Linked DNA regions of Homo sapiens: region 2 is linked to region 1. Evidence: read pairs that join two places in POLR2A ChIA-PET (ENCODE). Cell type or tissue: GM12878. All regions are shown on one strand. Each heading gives the region's core, and the rest is flanking DNA. Links, peaks and the distances in the headings are about the cores only. Region 1 overlaps LINC01934 (long intergenic non-protein coding RNA 1934). Region 2 overlaps LINC01934 (long intergenic non-protein coding RNA 1934).

The links. Peaks named below come from ENCODE experiments on the same cell type or tissue, not always from the same donor. Only the 100,000 strongest peaks of a DNase experiment are listed, where the experiment ranks them.
Region 2: POLR2A ChIA-PET joins it to region 1 with 5 read pairs; 1 of 35 experiments calls an interaction of 5 or more read pairs at or near these places.

Annotation. Positions count from the first base shown.
Region 1 is chr2:181,237,588-181,249,133 of GRCh38, forward strand. The region is part of intron 2 of LINC01934 (long intergenic non-protein coding RNA 1934); the gene reads left to right. Among named protein-coding and RNA genes, the nearest start is that of MIR4437, 62 kb to the right of the region's middle. In GM12878, for the core only: no CTCF peak of the experiment used is centred there; a DNase peak (open chromatin) is centred at 4,424.
Region 2 is chr2:181,345,124-181,356,669 of GRCh38, forward strand. All of the region lies in intron 3 of LINC01934 (long intergenic non-protein coding RNA 1934), which reads left to right. Among named protein-coding and RNA genes, the nearest start is that of MIR4437, 45 kb to the left of the region's middle. In GM12878, for the core only: no CTCF peak of the experiment used is centred there; no DNase peak of the experiment used is centred there.

The sequences.
Region 1 (11,546 bases), core at 2,940-5,439:
GTGGCTCACACCTGTAATCCCAGCACTTTGGGAGGCTGAGGAGGGTGGATCACAAGGTCAGGAGTTTGAGACCAGCCTGGCCAATATGGTGAAACCCCACCTCTACTAAAATCACAAAAATTAGCCGGGCGCGGTAGCAGGCGCTTATAGTCCCAGCTACTCTGGAGGCTGAGGGAAGAGAATCGCTTGAATCCAGGAGGATTCACACCACTGCACTCCAGCCTTTGTGACAGAGGGAGATGCCATCTCAAAAAAAAAAAAAGTGTTGGATTTCTGTTTCTGGTCATTATGTGGTAGCTGGTATTGGACATATGCTCCCACTGTAAATAACTATGAGGTCTGGACCAACTATTTAAAACACTATTTGTAGGCACTGGATAGCAGCTCAGTGCTGAGCTACAATCCTTGCAAAAAGGAAACATATAAGGTAAGCTACAGATTCACACAAAGTTTCTCTCATAGAGCATTTCTCAGGCCATAGTGTAGGGAGATAGACCCCAGTAGAGAGCATCAGTTTTGCCAAATGAAGGATATAGAGATCAAGCTGTAGGATATAGCATGTGGCTACTAAGTTGGCTGAGATTTGGGACAAGAGCATCAAAAATAGGAAGCTGCAGAGAAAAAATCCAAATAAACGGAAATCTAAGTGAAAATTCGTCTTAGGTATTTGGCTGACTCCTGGACTATGCAAGCACAAGAAGAGATTTCAGAAGGTTTGGAAGAGAGTCTCTTCTGAGAGGCTGAGGGCTAAGAAGACTGCCCTGTGCAGGAAAGATGTTGGAGTGCAAGCCCATCTGGAATGGAGAGACCTCGATGAAACACATAGGCAATTAATTAGATCCCAGAAAGGCCACACTGTGCAAGTAAGTGCTATGTCTTAAGAGTAAAAACTAGAATGGGCCACCCTAACAAAGCCTAAAACCAAGACTTAACAAGATAAGGTAAATTTTTAGTAATTTAACTGCTTGCTGTAATAAAACTCAACCTTCTTTAGAATAAGACAACATAATGTAGTGCTTCTACAATGTTTGTCTATAATGTTCACTATTCAACAAAAAGTTATCACACACTTGAAGAAGGAACAGTATCTGATAATCAAGTGATTAAAACTGTCAATAAAAGCAAACCTAGAGACAGCGCTAACAAGAATTTCCTATATGTAGAGCATTTCCTATGTGCAGATACTGTTTTAGCTGTCAACAAGGCAGAAAAATATCCCTGAGCTCACTGAGCTTATCTTCTTGAAAGAGAAAACAATGTATAAGATAAATAAGTAAAGTATTTGATATATTAGATGGTAGAAAATGTCATAGAGAAAGAGAAAGTACAGAAACAACATAGGGAATGTTAAGAGGGTGGGATTTTAATAGAGGACCAGGGAAAGACTAAATGTGTGGGGCTAATGAAGGGCAAAATGAAAAGATGACATCCATGGTTTGAGCTTGTGCCTTTATACTGCTTTGAGACAGGCAATTTAAAAGGCGGAGGAGGCTTACTTTTTAAAGGATGATATTCAGAAAATGTTTACTGTGAGGTGCCTATGAGACTTTAATTGGAATTTCATAATAAGCAATTAGACACATTAATTTGGAGAGAAGAAGATATCTATTCTAGGGATGTTAATTTGGAAGTGATCAACATATGGTAAAAATTTTAACAGTACAAGAAGGGAAAACTCTGAAGTGCTTCAGGATTTAAAATACAGACCTGAGATATAGAAATAATAAGTGATAAATAACTGGATAGATGGAATAATGCAATAGAATATGTCATCATAATAGTCAAGTGTTTTAGCAAGAGGAAGTGGTCAGCAATTCCAAATATTGAGAAATCAAATGAGCACTAAAATCTTTTCTTGGATTAGTAAACAAAAAACTTGGTAAAAATTATTCTGATTACAGTATGGGGCAGAATTCAGATTGTACTGAGATGAAGAGAAAATAAGATGTAATTCTGATAAGATATTGACAATGGTAAATGTGGCCATAAGGGGCAGTATTTGAGAGCGTTTTCAGGTTACGGGAGTGGAGTGTGTGTGTGTGTGTGTGTGTGTGTGCATGTGTGTGTGAGTGTATGGGTGTGTGTCTTTTCAGATGAAAGACTTAAACACATGAAGTGTACTTAAATACTTTTTGAAGGACTACTTAACTATGCAATCTAGATTGGAAACTAATGAGAGCATGATAATGTCTAGGTTAGGCACATAGTATTTTATTTTCTGGGATGATTCTTCATTGCTACCTGAGGCACAGAGGAAACTGCTTTAGTGCTTGTTACACAGTCTCTCAGGTGATATTATTGTCAAATCTTGCACACCAGAAATTCTAGCTTTATCTCAGATTCTTTTTCATTTAATATGATATAAGTAAATTTTTTCCATCCAAAATATTACAAGGAAAACAACTGGAAGACAACTTTACGACAATTTTTGTTCATGAGTTTACTTAACATTGGCTCAAGCAAAGTTTTGGCCTAGCACAATTTATATACATCTCATTACAAGAAACTTTTAAAATTACCACTATTACTATTTTTGAGATTGGAATCTAAAAATAGTTTTAAATGAATGACACTTTTCTCTGCATAATATTTCTTTGTGTTTATACACATTATTTCTTAAGGAGATGTTTATTATAATCTAGCTTAACCACAGAGCCCACATTATAATAATTAATATCTTTGTTAGTAATTAAACACTGGCAAAAATTTTAAGGAAGAATTCTGTGCAAATAGAGTTTTTTCTGTTAATAGATGTATATGAACAAAGTGTAATTACTCTTAGAAGCCCATTATCTTCTTCATTCAGGATTAAACTAAGAAATATTCAAGATGACCCTGATTAGATTTTCAGGAATAAAGTGATAAAAATATTAGAATATATTTGAGGACTTGTACCATAATATCCCAAGAAAAAATAAGGGGAAATTTTGAAGTGCATGTTTATGACAATAGAAATGAATTGTGACAAAAACATTATACCCATTGAATGTATTCGAATGTATGAGCTTGCTCTGATGAGAGAAAGACATCAAAATTAATTAATTTATCAACTACCTTTTACTTTGAAGAGTGCAAAAAATATATACTTGAAATACATATTTTTCCGAGAATCACTCACTGATATTTGAGACATTCAAATTTTCAGCTAATTTAGGACATTTTCCTGAGTTTTAATGCTTTCTGCAGACTCTTTGTTACTGAAATGTCATCTTGACATCTTTTGCATTAAAAAACATCTAGTTATCCTAAAGTGTCTCTTTATTCATGAATAAATGCAGATCATAAAGAAAGATAAGCTATTTTAACAAGTCATTTTGAAAGATTAATTATTGTTTTATTATACTGCTAATGCTCAGAGTGATCATACGACACTTAAGCTATCTTGGTCCAGATAGATTTGAAAATAACCAAAGGAATTTAGTGGGAATAATGACAGTGTATAGTGTTGCTGGAGGGAGTATATTGAACAGGATAACCTGCTGTGCTCCTCAAACCCAGGGGGAAAGATTATTCTTAACAGGGCATGAAACCAGATACTGATCTGAGTTCAATTAGCAGCTCTGAAAGTCTGGCTGCATCTTGAAATACAATATCATTTAGTATGTGATTTATATTTAGTAAAGTTCATGTTTTAAATATGAATATGATTTGTTGTTTATTAAAGTCATATTTTCATTGCAGTAGACTAAAAGTAGCTTACAGAGATGGGCAATTCATATTTTACACACAGATATTCTTTCTGAGGAAACTTACCTAAACTTCTGTGGTATAATGTGAGATTTGTGTTTGAGATTAGAAGCTGACTCTACATTGTTGGAGGCAGGAGGAGAAATATAAACGCCTTTTTCACCCTGTTCCCTGGTAGTTGTCCACCATCTGAAGTGTGGCTGTTTTCCATCCTCAGATGGTCTGGAATAAGGTCAAACAAACCAAGGCTACTCAAAAGAGAGCATTATCCTTGGCCTCCCTCCCTCCCTCTACTTTCTTGTCAAGGTCTAGAAATACTACAGAGTTCTTTGTTTCAAACTTTCAGCCCTTTTAGAGAACACTAAATAGCCAAGCACGCAGGCATTATGGATGTCTAATATCCATTCAAAGATTAACTCAGTTTTGGGAGTAGTCACTAAGGCTTTTCATCTGTCATTGGGAAGTGCTTTATACAAAGGCTGTTGGATTAAAATTTTCCCCTGTTGCTTAGAAGGGAAACCTGAGTGCTGTCACCTCACATGGCAATTTGCATGAGTCTCTGGATTTTCCTGGATTTTGTGACAACACATTAAAGAATATTTACAGCTGTTAAAAACTCTTTCGTACACATGCAAGTGACCAATCCTTTTAAGTGTTGGTGAGTCCAAGAGAATGAGCCTACCAACTAGTCCTCCAGTCAGCCATCATCAGTGAAAAAGGAACCAAGAACTCGTTCTTGTGGTTTAAAGCCAAAACTGACATTAGTTAAAAAGATATTTCCTGGCTGGGTGCAGTGGCTCATACCTGTAGTCCTAGCACTTTGTGAGGCTGAGGTGGGAGGATCCTTTGAGCCCAAGTGTTCAACACCAGCCTGGGTATCATAGCCAGACCCTGTATTTCCCAGCTACTTGGGAGGCTGAGGTGGGAGGATCACTTGGGCTCAGGAGTTTGAGACCAGCCTAGGCAACATAGTGAGACTCTATCTCTACAGATAATAAAAAATGATAGACAGCTTCTGACCTAATCAGTGACCTTGCTTATGGTGGATAATTTTATGTGACACTTTGGCTGGCCATGATGCTGATTTTTGTCAAACATTATTCTGAATGTTTCTGTAAAGGTGTTTTTGGATGAGATTAACAGTTAAATTGGTGGAGTAGAAAAGATTACGCTCCATAATGTGGGTGGGTCTCATCTAGTCAGTTGAAGGCTGTAAGAGACGAAGACTAAACTTCCTGAGCAAGAAGAAATTCTGCCAGCAGAGTGCCTGTGGGCTCAGACTGCTTCTTCCCCAGTCTCCAGCCTGCTTTCTTACCCCATTAGATTTTGCACTCACCAAGCCTCCACAATTATGTGAGTCAAATTTTAAAAATAAATCTCTTTCTCTGTTACTGTCCCTCTCTCTCTCTCTCTATACACACACACACACACACACACACACACACAGAGAGAGAGAGACATGTATATACAAATACATATGTATATACACACATATTGTTGATTCTGTTTTTCAGAATAACTGACTAATATGCTGCTTAAAAATACAATTAATGCCTGACTCATGAAAAGAACCCTGAATTATTGAATGAGTCAATGAATAAAAATATATACCAGGAATTTTTTTTGTAAAAAATAGTTTAATAGTAAAATCTTTGGGGACAAAGAGTGGTTTTTAATACCTTTGAACCCAAAATAAATTGAAAGTAGGGTAAGGTGCAGTCTTCCTTAGTGAGTTGTAAAACTTGAAAGTTTAAAAATGAACTAGTTCAGGAAAAAAAAAAAAAGTCTGCATTCTAGCCTTGGCATTGCATATCATTAGCTTTGGAACCCTCGATCTCTCTAGGCCTCCAATTATTCAACTATAAAATGACAAATGTGGGTTAGTTGGTAGGTTATACAATCCCTTAATTCCATAATTCCCTCTAAAGACCTTTCCAGTATGGTCATTCTGATTATATCACTAATCTAGAGGTATTTTACTAACCAGATCCCAATGCAATGATATTGTAGCACACATCAAGTCTTCATGGTTAAATGGTTAATGGGAAATTTAAAAAGTGTAGTCACTGGGTGCAAGAAGGTATTTGTTTTCCAGTAGGCACTGTAGAGGAAAGCTTAGAGATAACAGAAGTTTCTTGAATTTACAGTTGATAAATGAATGTTAAAATCCCCTTTGTACTGTTCTTTGAGAATGAAGGAATCAAGGCCTCATCACTAAATTGTATCATGAATAAAAGGTCTTTTATTTACATTCATTGCTTTGCCTATGTAGGAACTTGGTTGTTTGCCAACAACTTAATGTCTTGAGAAAGCTATAGGTCATTTTGCAGCCCAGCATTTAATAGCACCATCTCACAAATCTGATTAAATCTTTTCATTTTGTCACTAGTTTGGGAGGACAGTACAAGCTCCAAATAATAAAACTTGAATGACCCAAACAGCAGTTTATGTCTCATCTCCAAACATCTTTCTTTTATAGAAAATTCTATAAATTTTCTCTGCCATATTCATTGAATGAAGTGATTTTTCTAAGCTGAAAAATAAAAGATCATTGCAATTGTGAATCTTGTCAAAGAACAAAGGAATATATGTTCCTATAAAAATTTTTAAAAAGGATTCCTGATTTGGCAAATTATGACAATCTCCAGAGTTATTCCTCAGCCTGGTGTAGGTTTACTAACTATTTACATAGTCTCAGAATTAAAAAATAATTCTTCCAACTAAAAAAAAAAGAAAATGTGTGTGGTTTTTTTTTTTTTTTTTGGATAAGGCATGAGTTACAGAGTGCTTGCTTTTATTGAATATTATAGGAAACAAATATCAGCATGATCAATATTAACTGGAATTCAGTTAAGGTTATTTTTTCCTAAAATAAAGTTGCTTTTTGTTGAAAACTCAATACTTGATATTAGAAAATAAAGACAAAAGAACATTTAAAATGATAAGAATCCTGCCACCTAACAACCACTGTGCATAATGAAATACTATATATTCTTTCATATGGGTTTTTATAGATGCCTCTCCTAACTCCCTAGCTCGAAAAAACAAATACACACATAAACCAGATGTCTTCAATACTGACTAGTCTGTGAAGTCAAAATGAGGCCATATTTTCTTTGATGTTAAAATCATGATACTCCCAAGCCCCTGCATGCCTATAATTATGAAGCCTTGATTTTTCCTTGCCTTTTAGTGGTTTTATTGTTCGTTTGTTTTTGGAGATAGGCTCTCGCTCTGTCATCCAGGCTGGGATGTAATGGTGTGATAACAGCTCACTACAGCCTCAACCTCCTAGGCTCAAGAAATCTTCCTGCCTCAGCCTCCTGAGTAGCTGGGACTGCAGGTGAACACCACCACACCCAGCTAATTTTTTTAATTTTTTGTAGAAATGGGGTCTCCCTATGGTGCCCAGGCTAGTCTCAAACTCCTGGTCTTGAGCATTTCTCCTCCTTCGACCTCCCAAAGTATTGGGATTATAGGCATGAGCCACTCTGCATGCCCCGCCCGCCCCCAACCCCCGCCCCTGGCCCTGCCCCTTAGTGTTTTCTATGGTGCAGGTGAGAATTTCATGGTTTCTAACTCAAGCCAGGGGACTCCTCTGGTATATTTCACCTTGATGCAGAGAGTGGACAACCTTTAGCATGCCCTGTTTGCCTCACTGTTTCCACTCCACACAGCAATTCTTTGGAGTACCAGAGAGGAGCAGCCTTCCCCAAGTGTTAAGTTCAGTGATTGACACACCTCTCAAACACATAAGCCCAGAGTTTGAGCTCTTAGTAGTCAGTTTTCAGTGCACATAGGGTCATTTTTTATTTTTCTCAAGGTACCTTTTTAAAAAAATTCAGGTATACCCAGGTGGCTGGATCAGGCATTAGTTTTACACCATTCTCAAAACCAACACTTCTGATGGCCTAGATCTTGACACTAGTGCCAAGAGAAAGTCCACCAGTCAAGACTTGCTGGATGTGGTTGTGTAGGTTTTTTCCAGGTTCCAGTTGTGTTTTTCCTCCATTCAGCCTCAGCCAGGATCTCTCTGGTTCATCAGACCTATTTGAATGTTTGAATCTCAAAAGAAATTGAATTTTGATTTTCATCCTATTTCTTCTAGAAATCATCTTGACTCCTACATGAATTTGTGGGTGTAGATAAGTTGCTGGGGGAGGGTTACTATCTGGCTTCCTCCATCAAGAGCATCTACAAGACAGGCCTTGCCATGCCCAAACATATATAATTATCATTCTTTCCTCTCAGAAATCAACAAGTATTGGCCTTGCAGTGATCCTTCTACTAGGGAAGATCTACATACAGCATAATGGTTAAATAAACAACCTCTGGATTCGTGTGGCTAACATTTAAAGTTCTGACCTGTCATCTTCTGGTTGATGATCTTGTGAAATTTATTCAGTGGCTCTGTGGTTAATATGTCTTCATCAGTAAAACAGGGCACATAATAATCACACCTTTGTCATATATACTTCTAAGGATTAAATATATGAATACATAGTTAACAGTGTTCCTGGCACAAAGTTTGTGCTCAATTAACATCAGCCTTTATTACTTTAGTGGTTCTAAACATGGTTCCTTCCAGAACAATGAAAGGAGAAATATCCTCATCACTAAAGGTAAAAATTGCTACTGAATTAATTTTTTTGTGTGTTTTGAGATGGAGTCTTGCTCTGTTGCCCAGGCCTCCGCCTCCTGGGTTCAAGCAATTCTCCTGCCTCGCCCTCCTGAGTAGCTGGGATTACAGGCATGTGCCACCAGGCCCAGCTAATTTTTTTTTTTTTTTTTTTTTTTTTTTTTGTAGAGACAGGATTTCACCATGTTGGCCAGGCTGGTATCGCACTCCTCACCTCAAGTGATCTGTCTGCCTTGGCCTCCCAAAGTGGTGGGATGACAGGCATGAGCCACCATGCCTGGCCTGCTACTGAATTTTAAATATCACTTCTCTATTACATAAAAAAGTCTAATTCAATTGGTACCCCATTTCGCATTACCTAAATCTATAGAGATATGATTTTAAATGTTTTTTTTTTGGAATCCATATTGTTTTGTAGCCAGCTCTCCATAGCAATACATTGTGAAACTCTTCCCCTTGTCAACAGCTGTACTTCCAAGGTGTTTAAATTTTTATTATCCTATTTATAAGAGAGCTATGTTTTACCAATCACTTTGTATTTTCATGTTTTCAATGTTATCAATGATGGGGAAAGAAGATCTCATAGCAACATGGTCATATGACTCCTTAATTCTTTCCTCGGGACAAATATCACAAAAGGAATTTCAAAGCTTCTAAAATGTGTTGCTAAATTGCCCCAGAAACATTTACCTGTTTATATCAGTCAGCATCTCTGTATCCTCACCAACAGAATATTTTTAAAAATGTTTAATAGTTTGGTATACAAAAAAGCATGTTCCTTTCATGACTATCCTTTTAATATTAGTGAAGCTGAATGATTTTTATTATGGAAGGTTTTGAATTTGTGTGTGCGTAGCCTTTTTTTTTTTTTTTTTTTTTTGAAATGGAGTCTCACTCTGTCACCCAGGTTGGAATACAGTGGTGGTGACCTCCGCTCACTGCAACCTCCGCCTCCCAGGTTCAAGTGACTCTCCTGCCTCAGCCTCCCGAGTAGCTGGGACTATAGGCGCGTGCCACCATGCCTGGCTAATTTTTGTAGTTTTAGTAGAGAGGGGGTTTCACCATGTTGGTCAGGCTCGTCTCGAACTCCTGACCTCATGATCCGCCTGCCTCAGCCTCCCAAAGTGCTAGGATTACAGGTGTGAGCCACTGCACCCGGCCTTTTTTGGTTGTTTTTAAAGAGCTTTTTGTATATGTAAAAGAATCACAAATTTCCTTACTGCTATCCAGAAAGAAAGGAAATTTTGCTTATTAATTTTCTGCAACTAGTCCAGTTTTTCTCATGAGCCCCTATCTGGAGAAGGCAGTTGGTGGAGGTAGCAGTGAGGAAGAACTTAAACTTATCGATGAAAGTATCTCAGATATTTTTAGTTTTAACGACTTTTGTTCCCCAGATAACTTAATCTCAAGTAAATGCTCAGGCTGAAGATATACTTTCCCTCTCCCTGCTCCTTCAAGTGATATCTGATTATATTTTTGTGTTGGTGGTGAGTACTTATGTGATTCCATGTAGTGGGAGGGGAGTATGTGGATAAATGGTACAAAGGCGTCTGTGTAATCATCTGCCAGGTTTATCGCCTATCTGGCTCTTTGACACTCTTGGAAGCTTCTACTGAAGCTGTAGCTGGTCTCTTGTCTTGTTCAGAGCCTGGAGCCCCCTTACCTGCCTCAGTTGCATCTCATCTGGAGCCCTGTCGCTGTCCATTTAGCTCTGGCTTAATCCCTCCAATCTTCAGGCTTGGAAACTTCTCAGCCTCAAACCAGAGTCAAGGGAAGGCTCTTAGCTCAGGGCTCTTTCTCTTTCTATCACTTCAGGTGACCACTATTACTCCTTCATCTCTGTTTCAGAGTTTCAAATTGAGGGTGAGGCACAAGACTCTTCTGCTGTGGCTTTTCTCTCCACCTTTCTAAAACCCCACTCCTATCTGGGATTTTGGTTCAGGAGTGAAGAGCTAAGATAATTTTACCTGACGTTTTATTTCCCCACTTTTCCCTTTTCCACACTCTACTAGGATAGAATTGGCAGATTTTCTTCTTTCTCTTCTGGTCGGATTTGATCTCCTTTATGTCATATTCTGTTCCTAGGGACAGTAAGTGTCAAGGCATGGAAGAAACCCCCTGAACTTAATTGACTAGTCTTGGCGAGGTAGAATGGGTGCCTCAAGGCAACTACGAACCAGAGATTGCCCTATAGGGCAAAGATACATTGTGTCAATATTCCCCAGACATTGTTTGTTTTATAAATATATATGTACATATAGATTCAGATGTTCAAATTAGACAGAAATGATATCTGTTATGTATGTTGCAAATGTTTATGTCCCTGTTTTTCCTTTTTTAAAAAAATGTATGATGTTCCTTGATGTAGACAAGTTTTACATTTTCATATTGTCAAATCTACCAATTACATACTTTATGGTGTCTAAATTTTGTAAATCTTAAAGAGTCCTTTCCCTCATCAAGAAAACATTATATTTACATCCATTTTCTCCAAATATTTTTATGGCTTTTAAAAACTTTACCTGGAGGCATTTTGTAGCTACATATACATATGTATGTGTATACATACATACACATACATGTATACATATATTTAATAACCAACCCTTGAGCTCAACATATTTTGTTGAATAATCCATTTTTTCCTCACTGATTTGAAGTGTTACTTTACCATATATTAAATTCTTATTGCTTGTCTTTTTTCTGATCTTTGTTTCATGTTCCATTGATATATCTGTTTATTCCTTTACTAGTTCAAAAATATATTTTTAAAAGCTAGCTTTGAAATATGTTAATATCTATTTGAACTATTTCCCCCACTGCTTTTATTTATCAGCATTTTTTGGATCTTTTCATGAATTTTCCTCAGATGATTTCTGATTGGCATTTTCTTCATAGTATATTAAAATTTAATATTAAATCAAGAGAAACTTTTAAAAAAACAAAAGACAATTCTATTTTTCTCCATAGAATTTGTTAACATTCATTCATTTGGAGAATGGAAATAATTACCTCTATCTCCATCTTCCTCATCATCCAGTTCTGTTAGAAACAAAATGCAATTTAAAAATTGCAAAGTAGAATGAAATGTCAAGGCTTATCTAGATAAAAAAGCTAGAAAAATATTTGTGACTTCAGTATTTGAGAATCAAACCAAAGAAGGTGAGGTTTTTTGCCTTATATTATCCAGAGAATATACATTTTATTTGTACATGTATTA
Region 2 (11,546 bases), core at 4,558-7,057, 110 kb after region 1:
AGGGGTTTCATGTTTATTTATTTATTTATTTATATATTTATTTATTTATTTATTTATTTTTGAGACGGAGTCTCGCTCTGTTGCCCAGGCTGGAGTGCAGTGGCGGGATCTCTGCTCACAGCAAGCTCTGCCTCCTGGGTTCATGCCATTCTCCTGCCTCAGCCTCCCGAGTAGCTGGGACTACAGGCGCCCACCACCACGCCTGGCTAATTTTTGTATTTTTAGTAGAGATGGAGTTTCATCGTGTTAGCCAGGATGGTCTCAATCTCCTGACCTTGTGATCCGCCCACCTCGGCCTCCCAAAGTGCTGGGATTACAGGCGTGAGCCACAGTGCCCAGCCTCGTGTTTTATTTTTTACTCTCTCTGATCATAATGGCAGGTGTAGCAAGAACAGGAAAATTCCAAACACTTCTGCTCCCTCTACACTCATTATCCTGGAGACCCTAACTGAGACAAGAAGAGTTTCCTTTCTGACTCAACCAGGCCTCTCTCACTAGCCAACTTTTATAGCCAAGAAAGGAGTATCAGCCAGGGGTGCTTGGAATTTAGGAACACCCTCTTGTGGAGCAAGACTTCCTGGTTCCTCACTGGAAGGTTGCACATAAGAGGCTGATAGCAGCCAGCAATAATAATATGTCTAGTTTCAGCTTTTCAACAAATGTAACTAAAGAACATATTGAGAAAAAGTAGCTTCCACTTCCAGTGGGTAACCAAGAGGAGCTCATAAAATCTGAGTTTCATTAAAGTAAGGTACCACTATGTACCTACTACAGTGACCCGAATCCAGAATACTAACAACAAATGCTGTGAGGATGTGGAGGAAGAAGAACTTCTGTTCATTGCTGCTGAGAATGCAAAATGGTACAGCCACTTTGGAAGACAGTTTGGTGGTTTCTTACAAAATTAAGAATCTTCTTCTCATAGAGTCCAGCAGTCAGGCTCCTTACTATTTACTCAAACTTATGCCCACACAAAAATCTGCACACAGATGTTTATAGCAGCTTTTTTCATAGTTGCCAAGATGTTCTTTCATAAGTGAATGCATAAATAGACTGTGATACCTCCAGATAATGAAAGAATCAATATCGTGAAAATGGCCATACTGCCCAAGGTAATTTACAGATTCAATGCCATCCCCATCAAGCTACCAATGACTTTCTTCACAGAATTGGAAAAAACTACTTCAAAGTTCATATGGAATCAAAAAAGAGCCCGCATCACCAAGTCAATCCTAAGTCAAAAGAACAAAGCTGGAGGCATCACACTACCTGACTTCAAACTATACTACAAGGCTACAGTAACCAAAACAGCATGGTACTGGTACCAAAACAGAGATATAGATCAATGGAACAGAACAGAGCCCTCAGGAATAACACCTCATATCTACAACTATCTGATCTTTGACAAACCTGAGAAAAACAAGCAATGGGGAAAGGATTCCCTATTTAATAAATGGTGCTGGGAAAACTGGCTAGCCATATGTAGAAAGCTGAAACTGGATCCCTTCCTTACACCTTACACAAAAATCAATTCCAGATGGATTAAAGACTTAAACGTTAGACCTAAAACCATAAAAACCATAGAAGAAAACCTAGGCTTTACCATTCAGGACATAGGCATGGGCAAGGACTTCATGTCCAAAACACCAAAAGCAATGGCAACAAAAGCCAAAATTGACAAATGGGATCTAATTAAACTAAAGAGCTTCTGCACAGCAAAAGAAACTACCATCAGAGTGAACAGGCAATGTACAAAATGGGAGAAAATTTTCGCAACCTACTCATCTGACAAAGGGCTAATATCCAGAATCTACAATGAACTCAAACAAATTTACAAGAAAAAAACAAACAACCCCATCAAAAAGTGGGTGAAGGACATGAACAGACACTTCTCAAAAGAAGACATTTATGCAGCCAAAAAACACAAGAAAAAATGCTCACCATCACTGGCCATCAGAGAAATGCAAATCAACACCACAGTGAGATACCATCTCACACCAGTTAGAATGGCAATCATTAAAAAGTCAGGAAACAACAGGTGCTGGAGAGGATGTGGAGAAATAGGAACACTTTTACACTGTTGGTGGGACTGTAAACTAGTTCAACCATTGTGGAAGTCAGTGTGGAGATTCCTCAGGGATCTAGAACTAGAAATACCATTTGACCCAGCCATCCCATTACTGGATATATACCCAAAGGACTATAAATCATGCTGCTATAAAGACACATGCACACGTATGTTTATTGCGGCACTATTCACAATAGCAAAGACTTGGAACCAACCCAAATGTCCATCAATGATAGACTGGATTAAGAAAATGTGGCACATATATACCATGGAATACTATGCAGCCATAAAAAATGATGAGTTCATGTCCTTTGTAGGGACATGGATGAAATTGGAAATCATCATTCTCAGTAAACTATCGCAAGAACAAAAAACCAAACACCGCATATTCTCACTCATAGGTGGGAATTGAACTATGAGAACACATGGACACAGGAAGGGGAACATCACACTCTGGGGCCTGTTGTGGGGTGGGGGGAGGGGGGAGGGATAGCATTGGGAGATATACCTAATGCTAGATGACGAGTTAATGGGTGCAGCACACCAGCATGGCACATGTATACATATGTAACTAACCTGCACATTGTGCACATGGACCCTAAAACTTAAAGTATTAAAAAAAAAAAAAAAAAACTAAAGTAGAAAGAATACTGGAAAATAAAATTTAAAAAAAAACAGAAAAAGATAATGAAAGAATACTCAGCACTAAAAAGAAATGAGCTATCAAACCACGAAAAGACATGGAAGAGCCTTACACGATTTTCATTAACTGAAAGAAGGAAATCTGAAAAGGCTACATATCTGCCAGTGAGGAATACGTGTATGACTCCAGCAGTCTGACGTTCTGGAAAAAGCAAATCTATGGAGATGATAAAAAAGATCAGTGGTTACCAAAACTTGGGGGTTGGGGAAGGAATAGGATGAGCATAGAGGATTTATCAGACCATGGCAATACTCTGTATGAAGTATAATGATGGATACATGTCATTCTTATACATTTGTCTAAACATGCATCCTGTGTGACTGTGCACATTTAAAATATGGACTTTAGGTGATAATGATGTGTCAGTGTATTTTCATCAATTGTAACAAACATACCACTCTGGTGGGGGATGTTGATAATGGGGGAGGCTATGCATGGGTGGGGACAGGGAGTATGTGACAAATTTCTGTACCTTCCTCTCAGTTTTGCTTTCAACCTAAAACTGCTCTACAAAAAAAAAAAAAAAAAAAAGACTTTTTTTTATACTCAGAGTTTTTTTTTTTCTGAGATTAAGTTGGTTCCAGTGATGTGCATTTACTAACTTCCCCTTTTCTCATTTATTTAGAAATAATATACAACAAGATGTACCTCAAGAATCCATAGAAATGGAGCAAATGAACAAATAATCAAGGGCTACTCCTGTCATTATAATTTTGTGGCTGACCTGGAAGTTATCTTGGTGTAGCTCTGTGACTATTTATATAACCTACTCCTAGCTTCTCTCATTCTCAGGGTCTCTATTCTTAACCACAACTATTTAAACAATATATTTATTGGCAATTCTAGATGACAGATGGACATGTGCTAAGATGATCAGTGTGCACATCTGATTTTTCTAAATAGCCCACAGTAAGTGAATAAGTGAATGTTCAGAAAATATCTGCCATGCTAAATTTAAGGTTCTCGTGCATATTTTATTTAGCATTACAAATTGACTAACAAAATTAAGTAGGGAAAATATATATCAGATCCATGATGTTTTGTGAATAATTGACTAGCCACACAGGTGCATAAGATTTCAGATGAAAATTCCTTCTTTTGTGTGGAATATGTACTATTAAAAGATTATAGGGGGAAATTCCATGGATTCCTTGTCATCCTTTAGAATAACAAGATTTTGTGCATAGTTTATTAAATAGCCACCAGTTTTCTAAATTTTTTGCCATTGTTATAATTTTACCTATATCACACTTATTCTAAGAAAATAAAATTTTATCACTTATTCTGACAATCATTATGCTTAAACAAAACTGCCTCTATTTTCTTCTGTTCTGGGGAACAGGTTGCTGCTTAAGCATAGCACTCTATCCTTGCTTTCCTATAGCACTCTGCACTTTCACCTTGTAGCACTTGACACAATTATAATGGTATAATGACTCCTATAATGATTCATTTTATATTTGTCACCACCACTCAATTATAAACGATATGCAGTCAAGGTTCATGGCAGAAGTTTTTTAACTCATGCTATGGCCTCAGCCCAAAGTAGATAATCAATGAATATTTTTTTTTAAATTAAAGAATGGATAGACAGAAGAGAGTGGGGAATCCTATATCTTCCTCTACTCTTTGCCTTAGCTTTTCTAGGACTGCTGTGAGTAGTTGGGGCTAAAAGGAGGCAGAGGGGACTCAGGCAGCAAGCTCCTCTGCCACCAAAACCTCTGCTCAATCTGTGCTCAGTCCCTCCCACTTTGGCTCTGGGTGTCAAATATCCTGCCATTGTGGACATAAACAGATGAGAATATGATTACTGTGAGACCAGCAAAAGTTTTAGTGCGCTGACAAAAATAATAATAATAATAATAATTGCTTACACACATGGTCAAGGTCACTCTCACACCACACACCAACATTTAGGTAGCACACACTCAGCCCCTTTTGTAGACAGAATTTATTGTGGACAACTATACTACTATGAGTATATCCTTAACCTTTTGAAGTTGACCTCAGGGAGGAGAACCAGGAGGATAATTTACACAATTCTCTTTAGTGTAACTATCAGAAATAGAACATAAGATAGCTGGAATACAATTCTAGCAGTGTTTTATATTTTACTGTTTTATTCTGATTATTTAACATAAATAACTCGCCACATACAGTACAGCTTAAAATAAATCATTAGAACTATATATGTAACATACTAAGTCTAGGTGGGCCCAGTGATGAAGCAGATACAGGGGCTTCAACAGACAAGGTGAAAATAGATTAAAATGAGCATTAACCACTATTTAAGGAAATGTATGTCAAAAATCAGGTTGTAATAATAAAAATAATATTAAATAGTCATGATGACAGTAATCAAATCTGATGATGGAATGTGGACTCAAAAATACCTAAAGATTAAAAAATTCAGGCCAGGCATGGTGGCTCATGCCTGTAATCCCAGTACTTTGGGAGGCTGTGGAGCTCAAGACCAGCCTGGGCAACATGGCGAAACTCCACCTCAACACAAACAACAAAAATTAACCAGTGATGGTGGCATGTGCCTGTCGTCCCAGCTACTCAGGAGGCTGAGGTGGGCGAATCGCTTGAGGCTGGAAGGCGGAGGTTGCAGTGAGCCGTGAGCCGAGATGGAGCCACTGCACTCAAGTCTGGGCAACAGAGCAGGACCCTGTCCAAATAAATAAATTAATTAAATAAATAAATAAATAAATAAATAAATAAAAATCAAGCAAGAAAATTCCTAATGGGATGGAAATGCTAAATGTTAAATAATAAAGAAAATTGCATATTATGACTTGGTGATTCAAATATTATAATGAAATAATTTATAAGAGATAGTAGAAGAATAAGAAAGTATGTGTTGCTAGTTAAAGTCAATCAGTCAAAAAATATTTTGGTCTTTTTCATCTATACCAACCCTGCAATAACCTTTTAAATGACTTTCCCATTTCTGATTTCTTTGCTAGTCCATCAGGCTCCTTTCTTGACTCTGTGTTTAAGTCATTTTCTCCGTTTCACATGTTCATAAATTTTAAGGCCCAGTTGAATGCTAACTATTTTCCATGAGGTCTTCTCTGATCACTAGCTATTAGTAATGTCTCCCTCCACCAAACTGCCATAGAACTTTTTCAGCACCTCTCTTATTTATGACTCTTTGAACTTTCTACTTTGTAGTTTAGTGACTAATGTACATTTTTTTAAGTTCCTTATTTGTTCATAAACTTTGGAGAGTGCAATTTCTCTTTGACGGCATACACCACACAGTTTATTATACTATTCAGTACACAGCAGGTGCTCAACTGGTAAATGTAGACAGTACACAATTTTCAAGAAAAGTTCTTATACATGAGATTCCAGAGAGCCTCCACACTTCTCTTTTCTCCCCAAGTTTCCTTCCCTGCTTTTCTAAACTTGGCTCTGAGTCCCCATTCAAGACTTAGCTCCTTAGTGGAGCTTCCCCTGACCCCCACATTCAAAGTTGTCTCTTCCCTGACAAAAACTCATCTATTCAACATCTAAAAGGTTTGAGTCTTCATGTGCTACCTTGTGGTAGGTCACCATTTTTATGTTTATCAACTATTACCTGCCTCCCATTCAAGATTGTAAACTTTTTGAGAGCAGAGATCACATTTTATACATTTTGGTACTTACTGTCATTTAGTACTATTTATATATTTAGTAGTTATTGTCAGTCTCAGAACAGTGCTCCACGTCTATTGATTCTATTTTGTTCCCGAGATATCCTAAATATCTAGAACACTATCTGGCACACAGTAGGTGGTCAGTAAGTATTTGTTGAATGAGGTTGATAGATGATTAGTAAAACTTCTCAAAATTTTGAGTGAAAAGTTGACTCTTTGGCAGAAACTTCCAGGAGTTGATTTTAGAGCTAAGAAAAAATAGAAAGCAATGTCCACTCTTGGTAGAGCTAGGCAAAAACAGGCAGATGAAGTAGACACAGGTGTCTTCTCCACAATCCCCATTTCACTTTATCTTAGGCATGTCTCCTTCAGGAGCCACAGCCAGATCAGAGAGGCCTCCACTTGGAAATGATCCATCTCAGTGGTGTGGATGGATTAGACCATTTCTCCCACAACTAAGTGGTTTTTCTCTGGCCATTCTGAGGTATATGCCATGTGTCTCCTTCAGAAATATCCTTTTTCATGTGATGATTTCCAAAATATATTTTAGTCACTTCACTTTGTGTTTAAGTGAATAACTATGTCTCCATTCACTTATCATTAATAAACATATAATAATTCACCTAATCATGGAGGTGTTGGTTAAGCCAGCATATTTTGAGTTCATGTAGCCAAATACAGTGGTATTTAGTCACATGAAAGTTTAGCTTAGAACACAAATATGTGCTTTTTTTTTTCTGTTGGAGCTCTTATCTTGCAACATCCTTCCTTCTTTTCTTCTTTCCTTCCCTCCTACCCTCTTTCCTCCCCGCTTCTCACCCTCCCTCCACTAGTATCTACTGAAGCCCTTCTATGCAAAGCACAATACTACTTGCTGAAGATATAATGAGGAACAAGTCAGAAGTGTCTCTTCCTGTTCTACTAGAATTTACACTCTTAGAAGAGATGCAGACATTCAATTACTATTTTTTACTATTTTAATTCCAACTATTACAAAAGTTGGACAGATAAAGAGGGACAGATAACTATGGGAGCTTAAAGGAATCTATCCTGGTTTGGTGGGAAAGGGATGATAGATTTCAGTAGTCTGGAAAGGGTCACCTGAAAAAATGGTGTTAAGACTGAGTCATGAAGAGCTAGTAGGAAGGGAGGGTGGGAGGAAGGAGAGAGAGAGTGGGGAGTATTCCAGGTAGAAGAAAGCAAATGTGTGGCCTTGAGTGGTCACTTCTCTTTGGCTTATCGTATATATCTATGAGCTAATGAGAATGAAAATTCCTTTTTTTTCAAATTGTTAGGTTAGCTTAAAGAGATATTGACTCATTAAATACAAAACACAAGAAGACATTAATATAAAATTGTATACATTTTTTAAAGCCTATATTTTCTCCCTTGAATTAAAAATAAAGTGCAGCATGTTGAAATGTTGAACCCTGGCCATATGACAAAATTGGAAGTCTCTCTTTGCTTACACCTTGGGGCAGAGGCAGGCATCAGACAAAGTCCTTTTTATTTTGTATCCTTAAGAGTATTTCAAGGTCAAGTTAAATGAAAAACTAGTCATTGGCTCTGTTAGATTTTCAAATATATCCTCAATAAAATGTACACTATTAATCATTTTCATATTGGTGATTTTAATCAACTTTTAAACCATTACTTTTTAGAAAAGTTTTTCACAATTTCTGGTTTCTAGGGTAATTGAAATTTCAGTATATAATTATAGTAGTATAAATATGATACTTAAAAGTATTATTAAAGGTCATTAAAATATTTTAAAAAAACTGGTAGGGCAAGAAGACTTTACTACAAGTTAATGAAATGGGGGTAATTTAGTTGAAAAGAAACAAAATGATTACAAATTAAAGATTACTATTCTGTGGCACTCTTTCTTTAGTTGACAGTGAATAAGGTAGAGTTACTATATTTTTATTCATATTATGATTTGGCCCCTTTCTAGAAAAGTGAAAATTTTATGTAACTCTGATACATGGAATATATTTTGAAATTAAGAAGTATATGTACATATATTAGTCATTATTATTACTGCAACTATTCCTAGTGAAAAATATACCTCATTCAAAGAGAAAGATAAATTTCAACAACTGTTATATATGCACACTTTTTGCCCATAAAACTAAGCAAGCCTAATAAATTAAAATTTATCTAAGTCACAACCATCCAATTAGGGACACTTTCTTGCAATCAGATTACAAAGGATATTTTTATCTCTTTCAATTTAGCAGTCAGGTTAGGGCTCCCTAATAGAAGGCTGCGTAGCTCATTAGTCCTACCACTTTGGATGGCCTTTACTCTTAACTTCATTCTCCGTAACTCAAGGGGAGTCAGTGTGTAACTGTGGGTGCAGAGCAGCAATGAGGATGCTTGAGTCTTCATTCTGAAGGGATCACCTGTGGAAAGAATGATCAGCTTTCAGAAAATCTCATCTGGTTAAGTCATATTTCTCTGCTTTAAAATGTTACAGGATTTCTCATTGCCCTTAGCACAGTTTCTCAAACTTTATTGAACATCAGAATTACTTGAAGGGTTTTCGAACTCATGAATTATTCGGCCTTGCCCCAGAGTTTCTAATTCAGTAGGTCTTGGGTGGGGAACATACTTTGAGAATTCTGACCTATAGGATAAACACTAGAGTTCTTATTATGTCTTACAAGGCCCATCATGATCTGAAGGCAGCGGTGGTTGCTGGTGGAGGATGTGAGCTTTGGAACTGGAGCTCTTTGATTCAAAGCTCTGCCGCTTACTCACTGGATAAGACCATGATCAAGTTATTTCATCTGAAAAATTGAGGTAATAATAATATCTCCCTCTTAGGGTGGTTATGAATATTTTATGAGATAGTACTTTTTAAAATAGGTAGATTCCAGAAGAATATCAGCTATTAGGATTATGATTACCTCTCCGGTTTCTTCTCTTGGTTGGATGTCCTAGTGCCAACCATACCAGACTACTTCAGACCATAGTAACATCACGGTTTTCCATCCTTGAAGCTTCAAATGTTCAGTTTTCTCAATATAGTTTCTACCCTTTTCCTACATCTTTCCCACCTTCATCTAGCTAACTCCTACTGAGACTGGAGAGCTCAGCTTTTACGTCACCATTCCAGGAAAGCCAACCTAGCCATGGTTGTATGTACTTTGCCATTAAAACACTGATGTCCACGTACATGTTTGTATCTGTCTTCTCTACTGGACTACAAACTCAGGAGGGTAAGAATGATCTGTTCACTGGTACAGTCTCCATGCCAAATAGTTGCTTAATAGGTATCTGCTGAGTACATGAATGAATCATCATTCATGCTGTCTGTGGGATTCTGGTCTGGGCTCACAAAAAAAAAAAAAATGAAAGTTTAGTATAGAACACTGGAGTGGAGAGATCTCTGCCCCTTCACTGGAAAAATATGCCAAGACTGGAACTGAATGACAATAGATACCTAGCACCTTTTGCGAAGTTATGAATATCAGAGGCATATGACATACAATATGTCTAGTCACATTATGTTAATACAGGGATTTTAATTTCTTTTATATTTAGATATGTCATTCTACTACTTAAATCTTTAAAAATACTAAAGCTAAGAAGAGCTCTGGGAAGGAAACACAACATAATAGTTTCTTTAGCAGCTTGGTATGGCTATTTTGTCTAATCAGCAGCACAGTGGTTACAAGTATAGATTCAAGGACACAATACTGCTTGTATAACTTACTTGCTGATGACTTTGGCTAAGGTTCTTAGTTTTCTGAGACCAGATTATTTTCCTGGTAAAATGGGCAGAATAGTAATTATCAATTAGTATTATTACAATTGAAATTAAGTACACAAAGCTCTTAGGCACTTATTCCTAAGAAGCAATCCTGATATATTTTAGCTATTCATTGTTTTATGATGTGGCCATTATAGTGTTCTTCTCATGGAGATTCAGTCAAAAACTAATCGTGTATATGTCTGCTTTGACTTGATTTTATAAAAGGAGAATGAATTTCAACATGTAATCAGAGTAGAAATGGAAATGATGAGCAAACAGGGTAAAAACCACTTCAGTGATGAAGTCTATAGTAAATCTCCATAAAACTGCTACTCGGAATTATTTGGGGATCTCTAAGTATAAAACACATAGAATCATGTAAACGAGTTTGATCAGTGGTAAAGTTTGGCTGAGTTTGTCTTTACTGAACTAGAGTAACATTTGTTTCCATATTTACCTATGGAGCAGGGTGCTGGGTTTTGGCACAAGACAATCACCAGTCTTACATTAGCTTTCTGCTATGATCCTTTTGTATGGCATCAGATAGTCAGATGGGTCAGATGACTTCCACATATTTTGCAGGGTAAATTTCAAGGATGCTGGAACAATTGGGAACACTTTCTGGGCATCTCCAACTCATTTTTCTACAAGTTGTGCTAGGAGGCTTTCTTTCCACACATCATCATTATTAAACCTCCTGCTTCAGATGACAATTGCCCATTTCAGTGGTTTGTCTCCCCCACAGATTGTCAGGTCCTTGAGGACGTCAACTATGTGTTATTCATCGGGTAGTGTCAGTGCTTGGTACAGTGGCTGGACCAGAATAGGGGTTCCATTGTTGAACTGAACTTCAGTTGAGCTGAACTGAATGTTCTTTCACTTTTTAAGATTAATAAAGTATAAGCTACTAGGGTAATATCCAAGTGGTCTCCAAGAAAGTCAGAACTTGACAGTGAACCATTACAACCACAAGGTAGGAAATCCTAACACCAGCAATCAAAAAAGGATCAAATACAAGTTTAGAGTTTGGAGCAGTTTGGGTTATTGGTTTCTCTAGGGAGAAGTGATTTGACATTTTCTTCCCCCATCCCTGAACCCACACTGTTTTAGTAGAGAGCACCAAATTGAAAAAACTAACAAACTTTTAAGAATCAGAATATATAAATCAACTGTTACTGTCAAATTCATGGATAGAGAATATAGTGTACACGTAGCCTAAATTAGTGATGTTCTTGAGGCTGTTCAATGATTTAAGAGGGCAAAACTTTGACAAGATGGGGTTCCAAATAATCACATATTTAAAATGGCATTAAGATAGAAGTAATTCTTTTTCCTTAATATTAGTCATCTAATAGTTTTGGCAGAGAAGTC